Linked DNA regions of Homo sapiens: region 1 is linked to region 2. A link is an interaction called in ENCODE POLR2A ChIA-PET data of the cell type or tissue named here. Cell type or tissue: OCI-LY7. All regions are shown on one strand. Links, peaks and the distances in the headings refer to the core of each region. The heading gives the core; the rest is flanking DNA.

The links. Peaks named below come from ENCODE experiments on the same cell type or tissue, not always from the same donor. Only the 100,000 strongest peaks of a DNase experiment are listed, where the experiment ranks them.
Region 1: POLR2A ChIA-PET joins it to region 2 with 14 read pairs; 2 of 35 experiments call an interaction of 5 or more read pairs at or near these places.

What each region holds. Positions count from the first base shown.
Region 1 is chr4:85,659,541-85,662,461 of GRCh38, reverse strand. All of the region lies in intron 2 of ARHGAP24 (Rho GTPase activating protein 24), which reads right to left. Among named protein-coding and RNA genes, the nearest start is that of MIR4451, 61 kb to the left of the region's middle. In OCI-LY7, for the core only: no CTCF peak of the experiment used is centred there; DNase peaks (open chromatin) are centred at 1,531 and 2,451; H3K4me3 peaks cover 1,677 bases; H3K27ac peaks cover 1,853 bases.
Region 2 is chr4:85,533,595-85,536,515 of GRCh38, reverse strand. All of the region lies in intron 1 of ARHGAP24 (Rho GTPase activating protein 24), which reads right to left. Among named protein-coding and RNA genes, the nearest start is that of ARHGAP24, 60 kb to the right of the region's middle. In OCI-LY7, for the core only: no CTCF peak of the experiment used is centred there; no DNase peak of the experiment used is centred there.

The DNA of each region.
Region 1 (2,921 bases), core at 99-2,598, 130 kb before region 2:
CAAAATGGGAGAAAATTTTCGCAACGAACTCATCTGACAAAGGGATAATATCCAAAATCTACAATGAACTCAAACAAATTTACAATAAAAAAACAAACAACCCCATCAAAAAGTGGGTGAAGGATATCAACAGACACTTCTCAAAAGAAGACATTTATGCAGCCAAAAAACACATGAAAAAATGCTCACCATCACTGGCCATCAGAGAAATGCAAATCAAAACCACAATGAAATACCATCTCACACCAGTTAGAATGGCAATCATTAGAAAGTCAGGAAACAACAGGTGCTGGAGAGGATGTGGAGAAATAGGAACACTTTTACACTGTTGGTGGGACTGTAAACTAGTTCAACCCTTGTGGAAGTCAGTGTGGCGATTCCTCAGGGATCTAGAAGTAGAAATACCACTTGACCAACCAACCCATTACTGGGTATATACCCAAAGGACTACAAATCATGCTGCTATAAAGACACATGCACACGTATGTTTACTGCTGCACTATTCACAATAGCAAAGACTTGGAACCAACCCAAATGTCCAATAAGGATAGACTGGATTAAGAAAATGTGGCACATATACACCATGGAATTCTATGCAGCCATAAAAAATGATGAGTTCATGTCCTTTGTAGGGACATGGATGAAATTGGAAATCATCATTCTCAGTAAACTATCACAAGGACAAAAAACCAAACACCGCATGCTCTCACTCATAGGTGGGAATTCAACAATGAGAACACATGGACACAGGAAGGGGAACATCACACTCTGGGGACTGTTGTGGGGTGGGGGAAGGGGGGAGGGATAGCATTAGGAGATATACCTAATGCTAAATGACCAGTTAATGGGTGCAGCACACCAGCATGGCACATGTATACATATGTAACTAACCTGCACAATGTGCACATGTACCCTAAAACTTAAAGTATAATTAAAAAAAAAAGTTAGGCAGAAGCTATACATTTGTTAACTTAAATAAAACTTTCACATACCTTATTGTTTTTGAAAATTTGCAAGCCTAGAATAACAAAATAATGGAGGACCATATGAAGACTTGACAATAAACAAACTGTAATAGATTTGAGCCTACGACGTATTTTGTTTTCACCACTCAGAGAAAAAGATAAACCAGAATAATGCTGGAAATTGGGTTGTCCTGCTCCTTCTATGGTTTCTTAGATTCATTCTCCAATTAATGTAATTTCAGTTAACTAAGCTACTTTTTTTATCGGCTGATTGTTAACCAGTCACAATCTGTATTTTGTGTTTCTGACAGTAACCACTCACTGCATTCAACTGCAGAAGCAAAATCACCCACATCACTTTTATAACAAAACATGTTTACAGCAAAATCTGAGTATGTTCCTAATGACTTTTCTAAGTTTGTAACACATATGAATCATCTTTGCAATGTTACTGGTCAAATGTCTGAATTTAGATATCTTAGTAAGAAATAAGAAAAGGAAGATGCATGCTTCAAAGTGTTTGCCTGTGGCTATTTCTGTTTCTGAAGTTTTAATGAAAGTGGTGTAAGTGAAGATGAACTGAAAGTCTCAAAATACCAAATCGGCTACAAATTGAAACTCTAAAAATAATGAAAGGTTATGTCTACCAGCAGCTCTCTAAACAATCCCCATCTACAGATTTTTTTTTTTTTTTTTTTTTTTGAGACGGAGTCTCTCTCTGTCACCAGGCTAGAGTGCTGTGGCGCGATCTCAGCTCACTGCAACCTCCTACTCCCTGGGTCAAGGGATTCTCCTGCCTCAGCCTCCTGAGTAGCTGGGATTACAGGCATGTGCCACCATGCCCAGCTAATTTCTGCATTTTTAGTAGAGATGGGCTTTCACCATGTTGTCCAGGATGGTCTCAAACTCCTGACCTCGTGATCCACCTGCCTCAGCCTCCCAAAGTGCTGGGATTACAGGTGTGATCCACAGTGCTCGGCCAGATTTTCTTTTAAATTAATTCAGCCAATTCCTCTCCCTTCCCTGAGTCTCACTATTTGAGTACTGTAGCCCTGAACATCTGCATTATTGAAACAAGTAGCTGTGAATAAATCACTCTGTTTTGTTATACTTACATGGAGGATACATTTTAAAGCTACTTTTAAAACAGTATTTCAAGAAAAAAAGAAAGTCATTTTGGAAATAAAATCCAAGAAATATTGGTCAATATTAACTAAAGTGTGAGAATTAATTCAATCATTAGCAAGTACATTTTCCTTGCTTCACGGCGGGCAGGCAGGACTTAGGTATTTACTGATTGGCTCCTTCAATATAGGTAAGGAGGGAATAAGAGACAGTCATAACTTAAAAGTTAATTAAGAAATTCAATTGAAGGCACTCAACTGCAAAGTTAAAAGACTTTAAAATCTGAAGTTAAGCACATGCCGTTTTTTCCACATAACCCACCGAGTTTAGATGAGAAGTGATAAGGGCAACTCCCCCTAGCAACAAGTCCTACTGCACTGGTAGCTGCTTGTTCAGCTGCAGGCACTCTAGACTTAAAGGAGGCTATTTCAGAGAACGAATGGAAAGAAACCTATTATTTTTTTAGAGATGGCTTCATAAGGATATTCTAAGTTATCAGAAATGCTGCTTGGGGAAGTGTGTGGTACTACCCCTGGATCCAGAATAGGGGAGGAATGAAAAGAAGAAAGACTTAACATAATTTCCCCTTTTTCTCATTACTGAGTCATTCTTCTACCCTGAAAAAGTCCTCTTCACAAAAAGCAGACTGAGGAGATGAAAGAACTATAATATATTAGGAAACATAGTAATTACAACCCTTATGTGTACTTTAATTATATAATGTGTTCATCAAAATGAAGGGAGATAATTTTCTATTTCTAAGACTAAAATTATATCATTCCAAATAGTGTAATAGAACTAGGGAGGAGAACATTAATATGGCCGCTATAT
Region 2 (2,921 bases), core at 164-2,663:
AAAAAGTGTATAACTTTTTTGGAAAAGACTTTAAAACAAAGTCAAAGATAAGTGGTAAGGACAGTAAAAATAGTATATATTACTCACTATTCCAATAGTCATCTGAAAAGAAAATCATTTATAGGTGATAAAGTGATTCACAAGTTTATCAAATAACTGAGAAGCAAACAAGGCTGAAACATTACCTTTCTCACAGAAGTGGTTTTTGACCTCCCTGAGAAGAAGGGTTTATGTGTTCATAGCACCACATTCTTCTCTTTTGTGGCACTTGCCACAAATATAGTTTTATATTCATTTGTGTGGTTCTTTATTAGTGTCTAGTCATGTAAGTTGATCCTAGGTTCTCTGAGAGTAATTAGCATGTCCTTTTTTTTTTGTACTGGAGTAAGGATTCTGATTATATCACTCAACTGAAACAGTGTCTGACACATTAAAGGCAGTCAATAAATACTGCTGTCAAATTTGTTGAATGAATGGAACACAGGTGGAAGTTAAACACCAGCGATGTAAACTAAGTCATGGTATACCTGTCACAATAAACGTCACGAGACACAGGCAATCAACAACTAGGGATACTAAAATGGAGCCCTCATGTTTTTGACATTCAGAAGAGCTTCAGAGAATTGAAAGAGAAATGAAAAAACAGTGACTAATGAGAATGAACTAGCAATTTTACTCTTCCAAGAACATCAATAGTGAAGAAAATAAAGCCATAACTTAGGAATACCGGTTTCTAAAACTAGATAGGGGGGAGACATATTCATAGACATACATACACATCTATATACAACAAAACCACGTTGTAGAAGCTTCTATAAACTCCACCGTAGTCTCTTTGTTAGAGTGCAGAAGAGGGAAAGAAGGTTGAGAAGAATTTGATGGCCAATAGGATGGGCTATGTGATTCAGATGGGACAACATTTGCTTTGGAAATGATTATTCACCATAACCAAATCACATCCCTTATTCTGCGTTTTTATGACTTCCTTTGTTTTATTCATCACCAGAATTGACAAATGGGATGACCTGGGTACTTTTTCTATCTCTAGACCTCCCTGAGCTCTTCGGAACTTTAATTTGTGTACTACCAATAACATTGTAAGTGCCAACTTCTACATTCTTAAATTTTTACCATACATATCTGATTCCCACATTTCAATTAGTAGTTGTATGTTATCCAGTTGAATGTGTGGTCTTCATATATAAGTAGGATACTTTGTGTCTAGCTTGAAATAGTGAGGAGCAATTTTGGGTATAATGACCACTTTGACTCCAGCTTTTTAAAAAACTTTCTTTTCTTTAACAAAAAAGGTGTGATTTATTTACTATCTATTAAAACTATAAATAAATGAATAGGGGTACAAAAATGCATCTTTGTGCATTGGAAAATCTATCAGTATCTAAAACTGAGCTTTTACATTTGAATCAAGGAAATAACATATTTAGAGTTTGAGTTGGACTATGTATGTTTCATATACTTCAACTCTTTATCTTGAGGGACATTCAAACCCACTTAATTAAATACACAGCTTTAGGAAAGTTTTGTTTTTGTTTTTGTTTCTGTTTTCTTTCTTTTTTTTTTTTTTTTTACTGTAAATATGGTCAACAGAAGCCCAACGGACCTTAGCCAGGTGTCTTTTGAGTTGGAGATAGAGCAAGCATGTTCACCTATTCAGTCACTTTCACCGACTGCCTTGAGGCCACTGCTAGTGACTTCCACTTCCATTAGGTTAGAGAAGTCATAAGGAATGATCCTGGTGACGAAGCGTCTGTCTGAAATAGGCAACTAGAGGCTTTGAACAAATAATATTATGCACAGGTAAGAATTAGAACAATATGGCAATGTGGGGACTAGCTTGCTACCCTCTATTTCATATTTCACTCAGCTGCTGCTGAGTTCTAAGACCTTTATCAATTTTTCCTTCTTTTAACCCACATTTATTTCCACCCCACTTCATCTTCTCCAACTGCCTTCTCCCCCAACCAACAAGCCAACAGCCTCACTGTGGCCAGGCAAACATGTCACTCACAGGCTCCATTGGTTATTGCCACCACATTCCTTCTGCTGGAGCAGGCGGCGAAAGGGGAGACCTGGTGAGAATGCCAGCCCAGCCACTTTCTAGCTTCTTCCTGCAGTCTTACAGAAGTTAGTTACAATCTTTCAGTTAGTAAAACCAAACTTGCTCATTGTCATGTGACTTGCAGGAAACGGGAGGATCAAGTGTCAAAGGAACAGAGGGCACTCAATAATCCTTATTTTTCTTTATTTCTTTGAGATCTTTTTCAAGTTACCCAAAACTTGCCTTTCCTTACTGGTAATACTTCTCATTTTTATAGCTGATAATAGAGGAATAGATACAGATAGAGATGTAAACTTAGCCATCTCCTCTGTGATAGCCTCCCTTCTAGTGTTAGCTGCTTCACCAGCTTCCCTAGACTGGGCCCATGTACATCAGATCATTATGCTACTCATTTCTTCATCCAGGACTTGTGGATTTCTTATTCCCTAACTGCTGAGCTTTTCATGTGCAGATTCAGCTAAGATCAATGTTATCCTGGGAAAAAGTGTCTTTGATAAACTTAAAATGTTCCTATAAGTCATCTTTTCGAAGAGAGTGACTTAACATAGGCTAGTTATTTTGTTAGAATCTTTCTAGGAGTTTTAAATTAATGATTACCATAATATATTTTAGTATGTTTAGTGGGATCTTATTACATTTGAATGTATACAAATTTGATAATTACAAAAATATGTAATTATATAATAATCATATTTGTAATAACAAAATTATGTTAGTGATAGCATCTTTATTTTTTTCTGTGGCAACTGACACAGAGACTGAAAGATATATTTCAGATTATATAAAGAGTACCCTATAATCCAAAGTTACATTGCAAGCTGTGAGGGAGAATACCCCTTAC